2 separate regions of the Homo sapiens genome follow, and region 1 is linked to region 2. Evidence: chromatin contacts called from ENCODE Hi-C data. All regions are on one chromosome and are shown on one strand. The core of a region is the stretch at or near the end of the contact, and the rest is flanking DNA. Distances in the headings are between cores, read along the strand shown.

Region 1 (5,949 bases), core at 1,804-4,303, 500 kb after region 2:
ATGCAGCCAACAAACATGAAACAAAGCTCAACATCACTGATTATTAGAAAAACGCAAATCAAAACCACAATGAGATACCATCTCACACCATTCAGAATGTCTACTATTACAATGTCAAAAAACAATAGATGCTTGCAAGGTTGCAGAGAAAGGAATGCTTTTACACTGTTGGTGGGAGTGTAAATCAGTTCAACCACTGTGGAAGACAGTGTGGTGATTCCTCAGAGACCTAGAGGCAGAAATACTATTTGACCCAGCAATCCCATTACTGGGTATATACCCAAAGAAATATAAATCATTCTGTTATAAAGATCCATGCATGTGTATGCTCATTGCAGCACTATTCACAATGGTAAAGACATAGAATCAACTTAAATGCCCATCAATGATAGACTGGATAAAGAAATTGTGAGATATATACATACATATATATATATGTATGTATATATCTCCAATGGAATACTATGCAGCCATATAAAGGAATGAGATCATGTCTTTTGCAGGGACATGGATAGAGTTGGAAGCCATTATCCTCAGCAAACTAATGCAGGAACAGAAAACCAAACATCACATGTTCTCATTTATAAGTGGGAGCTGAATGATTAGAACACATGGCCACATAGTTGGGGAACAACACACACTTGGGCCTGTCAGAGCAGGGTTGTGGGGAGGAAGAGCATCAGGAATAATAGCTAAGGGATGCTGGGCTTAATACCTAGGTGATGGTATGATCTGTCCAGGAAACCACCATGGCACATGTTTACCTATATAACAAACCTGCACATCCTGCACATGTACCCCTGAGCTTAAACTAGAAGTTAATAAAATAATATGAACATTTCAACCATAGAGCAGGGTAGGAAATAAGGAAATAAATAAATGGCAAGACAGTGTGGACTCCAGAGCCCATCAGTGGCCTATCAATCATGAGTCTACCACTTTTTAGCTCTGTGATCTTGGGTAAGTTACTTAGCCTGTTACCACATCTCAAAAATAAAGATAAGGACTATACTTATCTCACTGGTTTATTGCGAAGATTAAAAAATTGCCTACCAAATACTTAATACATTATCTGGCAAACAATATGTGCTCAATAAAATATATGCATTATTATTATGGGTAACTTTACTGTTCTCTCAGACTATAAGACCCAAACTCTCAAATTCCAAATTTATTTGTGATGGCTCCTTTTTTTTGGCACTATCTTTGCCCACCAGCCAGTAAATAGTTAAATTATTTAAATTCCATGATCTCAACCCTTTATCTCCTTTTCTAATACCTCCTCTGAAATGCAGCTCCTCATGACTTTCCTCCTAGCAACAGAAAATCTTTTCTAATTGCCTTTGTAGCTCTGAGCACATCATTTCTTTTTAAGGATTGTCTATTGCAACTATTTTATTTAATTTCATTTTATTTTTGGAGACAGGGTCTTACTCTGTCAACTGTGTTGGAGTGCAGGGGGGGCAATCATGACTCACTGCATCGACCTCCAAAGCTCAAGTGATCCTCCCACCTTAGCCTCCTGAGTAGCTGAGACTCCAGGTGTGCACTACCAAACCTGGTACAATTTTTTAAATTTTTTTTGTAGAGACGAGGGTCTTGCTATGTTGCCCAGGATGGTCTGGAACTCTGGGGCTCAAGCAATCCTCCCGCCTCAACCTCTTAAAGTGCTGGGGTTACAGGTGTGAGACACTGTGCCCTACCGCACATTATTTCTATATTTAAGATCTGCCCTTACATGACATTGCAATAGATTATAATTTTGGTCATAATTCTTCACTCCCCTGTGATAGGATTGTACATTCATACCTTTGTCTGGTAACTTTGCTGTGCCCTCCTGCTGGGTTTGTTTCCTCACCCCATGTGACTTGCTTTGGCAATGAAATATGAGTAGATGTTGCAAGAGCAAAGGTCTTACCTGTGTTTTTTTATGATTTGGCTCAGCTCTTATGCTCCAGATCCATCATGAGAAGAACATGCCCTGGATTCCTGCTATCCCTTTAGCCATGGCTCCAAAATTAACACACACAAGGAAGACCTGAGGTCAATCCACAGCCTGGATTCAAGTCACCTAATACATAGGAGAATCAGAGCTACCCAGCCACACTCAATCTACGTTAACTGAACCTCAGCTGACCTGCAGATTTATGAGTATGAGAATAAAGGCTTGTTAATGTATATCATTAAGTTTTGTGGTGCTTACTATACATCATAATTGTGTTGATACCTGACTAGCACAGATTACTTTTCCAGCTTCACCTCTGACCATACTCTTGTAAATATGCTATAGTCCAGCTAATTATAACAACTTGATGACCTCTCCCTGTGCCCTTGGCTTTTCTACCTTTGGTATCCTGGTCCTCCTCTCCGTCTTCACATGAATATATGTAGCTGGTAGTTATTGGTTCTGGGCTAAGTAATCATGGGCGACCACTCTGTAACCTTCTCCACTCTCAGGGCAGGCTGCCATGCCATTCATGATTTTGAATTTTTTAGTTTACCTTTTCATATTTGTATAGTTTGATTCCATTACTAAAGAGAGACCTTGATTTTTAATAAAGAATTATTATTTATTGAGGGCCTTTATGTTCTAGAATTCTAATTGGTATTTTATATACAATGTCCATCCATGAGGTAGAGATTATTTTCCCCAATTTTATAGAAGGGGGAGGGGAGATTCAGAGAAGTTATGGAACTTGTTCAAAATGTGAACAGTAGAGGTAAGGCTGAAATCCACTTTTCTCCTGTTTCTCACTACTATGCTTTTTGGCTGTGCCATTTTATCTTTTACAGTTATAACCTCAAAAAATTAACACGTTAATTGATTTTTTAAACAGATAAGTGATAGAAACAACAGTTGTGAAAATCTGGAACATAAAGTGCCACATCTTAGTGGTTTTATTAAAGAAATATTAATTTAAAAATTAGATTTTAAACCTTAAATGGCTCATGCCTCCATCTCTTGAGGCCTGCCTTGTGTATTGCCAATGTTTGTGTCTTCAAGTTCTATAGAACTCAAAAGGAAACCACAGAACAACCACCCCAGGATAGCAGAGAGAGTCTGACCTAAGCCCACAGAAGCCAAAAGTAGCAGGGTTGGAGTTGAAAGCTTACACTTTGTCTTCAGCTCACACCCTGACACCTTTAGGCTTTGTCTTTTTTTAACATCAGGGTGCCAGCCTCGAATTTTTAAACCTTAACTCTGAATTTCTTGACTTTCCATATGTTTAAGATACACTTTGTGTGTTACTGTTTTGAAACAGCTGTTTGTCAGAGCTAGGGAGGAGGGAGGGAATCAAAGTTTAATGGGAGGTGCTTGTCTTAGAAGTGAGGCTGCTGAGCTCGATTCTTACAAGTTGAAGGGCCTCACTCTAAATCAGGGTTTCTCAGCCTCCGCACTATTGACTTTTGCGGCCAGGTAGTTCTTTGTTGTGGACGTCCAGGTTCCTTAAATATTGGTTAGCAGCTTTCTGGCCTCTACTCACCAGAGACCAGTGACACTGCTTTCCTCAGCTGTGACAATCAAAAGTATCTACAGATGTTGCCAAATATCTGTAACCTTCCCTGTGGCAAAATTGCTCTGATTGAGAACCATTGCTCTAAATGAATTAAAAAGACTGAGATCATTTTGTTGTTATTGTTGCTGTCTTTTAGAGACGGGATCTCACTCTGTCACCTAGCATAGAGTGCAGTGGTGAGATCATAGCTCACTGCAGCCTTGACTTCTTGGGCTCAAGTCATCCTCTTGCCCCAGCCTCCAGAGTAGCTGGGACTACTGGTGTACACCACCATGCCTGGCTAGGACTGAGATCAAACTCAGAAAGGAAGGCAAAATAAAGAGATGACAGATGAACATATCTAGAAAAATTATCCTGGTACTAGTTAGATGGACTATGAATGCATTTTACTTTTTAAACAAATCTTATTTATATTATAAATATCTTAGGAAACAAAAAATCAAATAGAAGGGCCATTACTAAATGACCGTTCTCAAAAAATCAAGCAACTTGCATAGATATACCCAGTAAATTAAAGGTGAACCCTAAACTAAAACTTGTCTCTCAGAGCAGGTTATGTATATTGGTGTAGTGACTTGGTAGACTAAGAGCAAAAGTATTCTTGATCTTGGAGTTCAATGTCCGCAGAGCCAGAAAACCTGAGAGCTCTGCTATTTTTAAGCTGCTACATATTGACTGCCTCAATTGCTTCAGGGGCTTTGCTTTGTGTCTTACTATATGAGGTAGACATTATTGTTCCCATTTTACGGATGATGAATATGAGGTATACAGAGGTATCACTTGCCCAGGTTCACGGGGACATGGTCAAGAATTAAAATCAGGTCTGCCTGGCTATCAAGCTTGGGCTCTTCAATCATTATGGTTTCGGCATCCCACAGCTGGGATAAGGCCACGGATTCATTGAACTTGACAAAGTAATCATCACATTTGTTATCTCACCTCACACTGAACCCAGGCCTGCTCTGTCCTCTGATGCCTCTGCCCAGAGCTGACCACGCAAGGGCATTCAAGGAGATTGTTGTCACATAAGATTGTCTCATAGAAGTCTCTGGCTCAAATATTGCATGATTCTGTGATTCTAATGAATGTCGTCCAGAGAAAGGAAGAATGCCATGACATTATTTATACTGAGCTAGCAGGAGCTATTTGGAAAGAAGCACCCAAGTGATGCAGAAAAGTAGATCTAGTGTTTCTGTCAGGAATTCCATATTAGTGCAGGCAGTGGGATATTAGATGGTGGGATATTATATGTAACCTTGTTATAATGGGTGCAGAAGATATGGAAACCCTCTAGTAGGGAAGGCATGGGGGCCTATGGGACCAGACAAAACCAGATGTCATAATGAGGGGCTTCTTGTATTGCTGAAATTCTGTTAAGACACTTATATTCCTCGGACTCGAGCTAAACCTAGGTGTTGCTCATTATTAAACAAAATGTCAGTAAATGTACAGTATTCCAGGCATTATTGATGGTGAGTTTTATTATTTCCCTGAGCTTTACTAAGGTGTTATTGACAAAAAATTTAGATATTTACAATGTACATGTGATGTTTGATATATGTATACACTGTGAAATGATTTAATCAATCAAATTAACTTGCCCATTACCTCACACACTTAGAATTTTTTTGTGTTGAGAGATTAAGATCTAATCTCTTAGCAATTTCCAAGTATACAATACATTATTAATAATTACAGTCATCATGCTGTACAATAGATCTCCAGAAGTTATTCATCCTATCTGACTGACATCTTGTATCCTTTAAACAATATCTACCCATTCGTCTTACCTCTCCGCAGTTCCTGGCAATCAGCATGCTACTCCCTGTGAGTTTCACGTTTTTAGATTTTACATAAAGTGCGGTCACGCAGTATTTGTCTTTCTCTGGTTTATTTCACTTAACAAAATGTTCTCCACATTCATCTATATTGTTGCAAATGACAAGGATTCCTTCTTTTTTAAGGCTGAATAGTATCCCATTGTGTATATATATTACATTTTCCTTTATCCATTTATATGTTGATAGATCTTAGGTGAATAATGCTGCAGTGAACATGGGACTATGGATATCTCTTTGACATACTGGTTTTATTATACATTTTTTGGGGGGGGGTTCTATACCCAGAAGTGGGATTGCTAGATCATATGGTAGTTCTTTTTTTTTTTTCTTTTTAAGAAATCTCTACACTGTGTTCCATAGTGGCTTTACACTGTGTTCCATAGTGGCTTTACTAACTTATATTTCCACCAATAGTATACAAGGTTTTCCTTTTCTCCACATCCCCACCAACACTTGTTGTATTTTTTCTTTTTGGTAGTAGCCATTCTAACAGGAGTGATGCAATATCTCACTGCTAATTTGCATTCTCCGATATTGAATGTTTTCTTCGTATATCTGTGGGCCATTTTTATGTGTTCTTTAAAAAAATT
Region 2 (5,969 bases), core at 1,807-4,306:
AACTCTTATTCTCAATTTCTGTCTTTATCTGCTCATGGACCAGTGACACACCAGTCTGAATATCACCTGAATACCACTGGTCTGGATTATTAAAGTCTATCTTTTTAAGTAACAAAACTGTTTTCACAGCAACCCTAGATGAATCTCTAATTGAGAACCACAGCCCTAAGTACAGAGTCTGAGGGGACTAACCCAGAAATTGACAACTCCATGACAACCAGGAGAGGGCGAGAGTGAGGCTGGGAAAGGAGAACTGTGGCCAAGCAGTTAAAGCTCAAGGTGGACTCTCCATTTAAACCAAAGCAATCTTACTTCTCTGGGGTTCTGCATACAGTTTCATTAGAGAAAAGGATTCTATTGCTAAAATAAAAATAGAAAACCACTGATTCTCTAACACTTATTCTACCAATGAGATTAGGCCAAAAACTTTGGCTTTTTACAAAAACTTTTGGCCTTATCTGTAAAATAAGTGTTAAGAGAATTTGCTACACAAACACTTGTACCTATATGGGTTTTTCTTCCATTCTAATGAGAAGGTGGAAATTAAGTTTGTTATTTTGTTATATAGGGAGTAGTCACAGTAGTGAAAGATTATATATAAAAACCAAAGGCATGCTACTTTAAAAACAGAAACTTTTGGTGTCTTTGCTTTTTTTGTACACCTCAGTCATGGGACCTGAATACCATCTCAGATGGGAGAGAAGAGACTTTTCCAAACCTCAGGGTTTGGTGCGTACAGCCCTAGACAAGTACAGCTATAATCACAGTTATGATTCATTGTTGAATTTTTAAATCCATTTTTTAAAAGAAACTCTCAGAAGTAATTTCTATCCTCTATTGTTTGAAATTTGGGTTAATGCTAAAGAAGTCCCTAGAGAGGCCCCTCATTTGCTCGTGATGTCTTGGTAATTGCTGAGTAAACACATGTGACAGAGAAAGAAACACATGCCATGGCAAAATTACCTGAGTGTAATTAATCTAAATTGTGCAATATTAACCTACTAACTAAATAACATAGGGAGTATTTGTGATATGGTTTTCAGATCTCTACCCAGAAACCCGTTTTTATTCCATGGTTGCCTTAGCTACTCAAAAGATCCTCAGGTGGCCTCATATTTACTAAATATAAAACAGAGTCATTTGAATCATTATGGTAAATCGCCCACAAATCCACAAATATCTTTTTTTTCCTACTAATCACTCAGGTTGCATCTTTGTAAATACTCCATTTTATTTACTACATTTACTAATGGTTAAAAACGGTACTTATAAAGTAATAACAGGCCAGGGAGTGGTGGCTTATGCCTGTAATCCCAACACTTTGGGAGGCCAAGGCAGGCAGATCACCCGAGGTCAGTTCAAGACCAGCCTGACCAACATGGTGAAACACCGTCTCTACTAAAAACACAAAAATTAGCCAGGTGTGGTGGTGCATGCCTGTAGTCCCAGTTACTCAGGAGGCTGAGGCAGGAGAATCACTTGAACCCAGGAGGCAGAGGTTGCAGTGAGCCGAGACCGTGCCACTGCACTCCAGCCTGGACAACAGAATGAAACTCCATTTCAAAAAAAAAAAAAAAATCAATCAATCAATCAAAAATAAAGTAATAACAGTGAAAATACATCAGATTAAAGTTAATTACCATTTTGGCTATGTCAGGTTTATTATTTTGAAAAAAGCACTAAAATAAACTGCAATGAACCCTACCACAAAAGGAAGTTAGAACTTCCTGTACTGACAAGAAGTCTCTGTTTCTTCTGATGAATAATGATTAACCTTTCATTTTAGATGACAAGTTACAGTTCTGTCTGTTTTCAAAGGGACATATTAAAAGAATTTAGAGAACTTTCAGCCCCATAACTAACTAGAAGTACAAAATGGAAAATCATTTCTCTAATTCCTTTACTGTAGATATTTTTCTAAAAATTCCTCTAATAGTGATTCTTTGAGAAAAGTAGTTAAAATAAGATAAAAAGTCACATAGAGCAGCCAGAGATAAGACAAACATGTTAAAATGCACTGGTTAAATGTTTAGTTCTCAGTTTTGATGACTGTAACATGGTGATGACAAATGTCAACATTAAGGGAAGCTGAGTGAAGGGTATATGGGAATTCTGTGCTGTTTTTGCAGTTTCTATGTTACGTCTAAAATTATTTCAAAATACACACTTAAAATGTATTCACCACTTCAGCAGTTTATGTAGTTAAAGTGCTTTGAGAATAAAGAAACAATTTTCTTTTTGCAAAGAATATTTGCACTAAATCTCACAAATATACAGTGCTTGGACTTTTCAAATTATGTATGCTTTAGAAAACTATAAATCCTCCACAGAAAATGTCAAGTTAAATTGGTCAAATTGCTGGAAAATAAACACACACACATTTTCAAAATAAGGTGAGCAAAAAGTTGAGGAAATCCTGTAAGAAACATAACTTGCTAATACCCATTACAGTTTAAAAAGGACATCTGGTTCTCTAGTCTAAACTGTTGTCTTGATTTTATCCCTTATATTACATTGTTATTGTTCTTCAATGGGAACTATATGTGGAGTTAGCAGAAAAGAGACAGCTATGACAAGAATAAACCTCAGAGAACATGCAGTATCAGGACGTCTAACACCCTCCAGGCCCAAGAACAGAATGTAAATGAATGAAGAGAGGTGTAGAGAGTGGTAGAGCTTCGGTCACACATGAGAAGGCACATTCTCCCAAGAGGGATTCAAAAGCACATAAAAAATGAAGCAAAACAAGAAAAGACACTTGCACAAAATAACAAAACAAATGTATAGGTCACCAGTTGCAGACCATGATTCAGCTCCCTTCTACTAGAGGAGGAAATTAAGACCCAGAGAGGAAAAATGTGTCAAAGGCCACACTGCATCTTTAGGAGTGAAGGAGAACAAAGCGCACTTCACCTTCAGGATCTAAATCTTCATGGAAAACTCTAAGGCAGATGGGAAAAAGAGAACTTGTTGATATTGGCCCTTAGCCAAGGGCAGAGGGTGATATAACAACAACTGATGTTTGCATAACTTCACCTCCTGGACCCTGGGGTGCTTGCAAACATCCATTCATTCATCCTGGTTCACTCATGTGAAATATGTAGGTGGTGTGTTTTAATCATCATAGAGTGGTAAACAAAGACACGGTTGGTACAGAATCTCCAAGGGCAGGAGTGTGTCGTCAGCTAAGGACAAGCATTATTATCATGGCCTTGCTCCTGAGTCAGTACATTTGCCACCTTCCTTGCGCAAATAGTCAATACTTTAAGCAATTTTCTATTTTATATGTAAACAAGCACTTGGGGATAAAAAGAACCAAGAATTCTAATAGTATTCTAACCCTCTCCCACTTAATCCTCGAAATAGTTACTGACCACCTGCTATGATGATGGACACTCCTTTAAGTGCTGATTTTCATTTTCCTCTGGCTAATACTGGCCCATGTTGGTCTGAGGGCTGCTCCAAAATTAACTAGAATATGTGACAACAGATACCACTATAACCTCCCTATTTTCTGATTTATTCTCATTCCAACTTATATCTTTTATTGTAAAGGGAAATCTGCAGATATAAATGTAGGTTCTGTGGATCCCCTCCATTGTCATTGCATAATGATATTTGTGGTATGCTATGTCTGTGCCTTGCGTAGCTGCTACAGCATCCAATTCTACTCATCATATGGTTTACAATGTGCCTGTGTTAGAGCAAATGAACCTGAGACTTACATATTAAGCAGCAATATTGAAAAGAGGAAAAAAGGTCCAGATGATGTGAAGGAAGAATTTATATTAACCCGTCAACAAAAATAACTAAAGTAGCACACTAAATTTCTCTTTTCTCATTGACCCCAAATAGAATATGAGTATATTCTATTTCCTGATTTTGTGAGAAACAGAAAGGTGAGAATTATATTTATTCATTACTCCAAGAAATATTTATTGAGTCCCTAGTATATGCCAGGCACTGAGGATACAACACTGAATAAGACATGGTTCATAATGTCTTCCAATAAAATAGTTAACCATCATTGTAATAAGTAATAAAGTAAGTACAGATTCAACCCAAACCCCTAGAACTTTCACAAGTGAAGAGAAGACTGAATCAACAAATTGATGTTCATATGTTTGGTGGCGCTGCAAAAACTAGAAGTACTTTCTGAGCTATAAAATAAAATTGAATTTCATCTAATAACATTTTATTTCAAGTGCATTTTATTATTTACTGTGCTCTGACTGTGCACAAGACCACTGGGCACTACAAAAAAAAAAAATCTCTTTACAATCCAATGTGTGTGGGAAATCATAAATATGTAGGGTAAAGCATATGAAATTGCTGATAATGTCTCTTTGTAAAAGAAGACATTTTTTAATGGTTTAGGCAAATACAATGGATTAAATAAGAACACTAGAAGTGTCAAAAAGCAGAAAAAAATGTCCAAATGAGATTATAAACTGAATGAAATCAGAGGAAAGATTATAGAAAGATTTTGTGAACTGTGAACTTGAAGAAGGTCCAGAAGGATGGGCAGGGGGGTGAACAACGGGCCTGGCCAGTGAACACAGGGATGCAGGCAAGATGCTGAAAGTGGCTTGAGGACACAGTGAGTAGATGAGTTGAGCTGGAGCTAAAGGATCTGGAAGAAGGCAAGTGTTGGGAAAAGGAGTAAGTGGCAGCCTTCAGTCTGCAAGCCAGCTTACGGAACTGCTAATGGCTAAGAAGTTTGGAAGCAATGCTATTCTTGGAAATGTAAAACATCTATATGCAGATCATTCAGCTTATTATCACATTCCATTAATCTTTGGCCAACTCTTTTGGATAAAGAGGAATTGACCTGAGATAATGTTAGAGTGTCCATGGAATTCAAAGAACTGCATTAAGTAGCAGGAACACCAGAGGTAATTATATGAGGCAAGGAGAATGCAAACATATTAGGTGGGCGCAAAAGTAATTGTGGTTTTTGCCATTACTTTCAATGGCAAAAACTGCAATTACTTTTGCGCCAACCTAACACATTCATTCATCCTGTCTCAAATAGTCCCAAATAAGACAGAGTCCTTTGGCATGGACGTCAGAAAAATGACACCTTCCTCTTCCTCACCCCCGTATCTGATATTTGGCTACTAAGTCCTATTTTTCTATTAAATATGACACTTATCTGTCCACCGTCACTGCCAACGCCCTAGTCCAAACTTACATCAGTGCTCACCTGAACTACCATTATCACTTCCTAAATGATCTCCCAACTTCCAATTTCTCCCTCTCCCCAACTACAACAAAAAAATCTATCTCCACACATCAATAAAAGCACTCTTTTTATGGTACATATTTGACCAATTATGCCCTTATATGCTTCCCATTTCTCCTGGGATAAAAAGAAAATTTACCAAGGTCTGAGAGGTGCTGCGTGCAATTGGCGCTCCTGGCCACCCAGCCAGCTGTTACTCACACTTGGTCCTGAACTGCCACCACAGAGTTACTCCTCCTGAATATCCCCAGGCCTTTACTCCTGGACTCAAGGGCCACAGTGGTATGGAAAGGCTGGATGTCGCATCCTTCATGTCTCAACTGAAGTATCCATTCTTTGAGCTGACCTCCTAGACAGGGTCACAACCCTGCCAAGCATTGCCTTGCAGCTTTTGACAAACAGGCTGATTCAGGTCATAATTCAATAAGTACATATTTCCATCTCCATTAGTTTACTGTAAACTAGTCAAGCATATGGAGGACAGCTTTTTGGCTCATTCCCAGTATCTAGCACATACTTTGTAGTTTACAACAAAAGAGGGATTTAATAAATAATTGCTGAATGAATCAATCAATGAACAAATCCCAAGTTAAATGTGATTGGGAAGCTCCAAATATAACTGGAATATCATGATGTAGATATGGAGAGTAGAGACAACGAAAAAGAACAGCAAATAAGTTTGCCCCAGCTGACCAGTATCCAGTGATTGCAGCATGTTGATTTG

What was found. Hi-C counts contacts between places; a loop is a spot of excess contacts on that map. Pooled maps may share reads with other maps.
Region 1: a loop to region 2 is called in a pooled map, with 1.9 times the contacts of the local background. The contact joins two enhancer-like sites. A Hi-C loop is called at or near these places in 2 of 50 pooled maps.

What each region holds. Positions count from the first base shown.
Region 1 is chr3:27,858,143-27,864,091 of GRCh38, forward strand. It overlaps LINC01980 (long intergenic non-protein coding RNA 1980), which reads left to right. Exons shown (of 5, transcript NR_146630.1): 5 at 1,945-2,183. Among named protein-coding and RNA genes, the nearest start is that of LINC01981, 27 kb to the left of the region's middle. Within about 2 kb of position 3,054, at least 3 of the 41 ENCODE cell types and tissues checked have a DNase peak (open chromatin) inside an H3K27ac peak, as active enhancers do.
Region 2 is chr3:27,357,640-27,363,608 of GRCh38, forward strand. The region is part of intron 1 of NEK10 (NIMA related kinase 10); the gene reads right to left. Among named protein-coding and RNA genes, the nearest start is that of NEK10, 8.8 kb to the right of the region's middle. Within about 2 kb of position 3,057, at least 6 of the 41 ENCODE cell types and tissues checked have a DNase peak (open chromatin) inside an H3K27ac peak, as active enhancers do.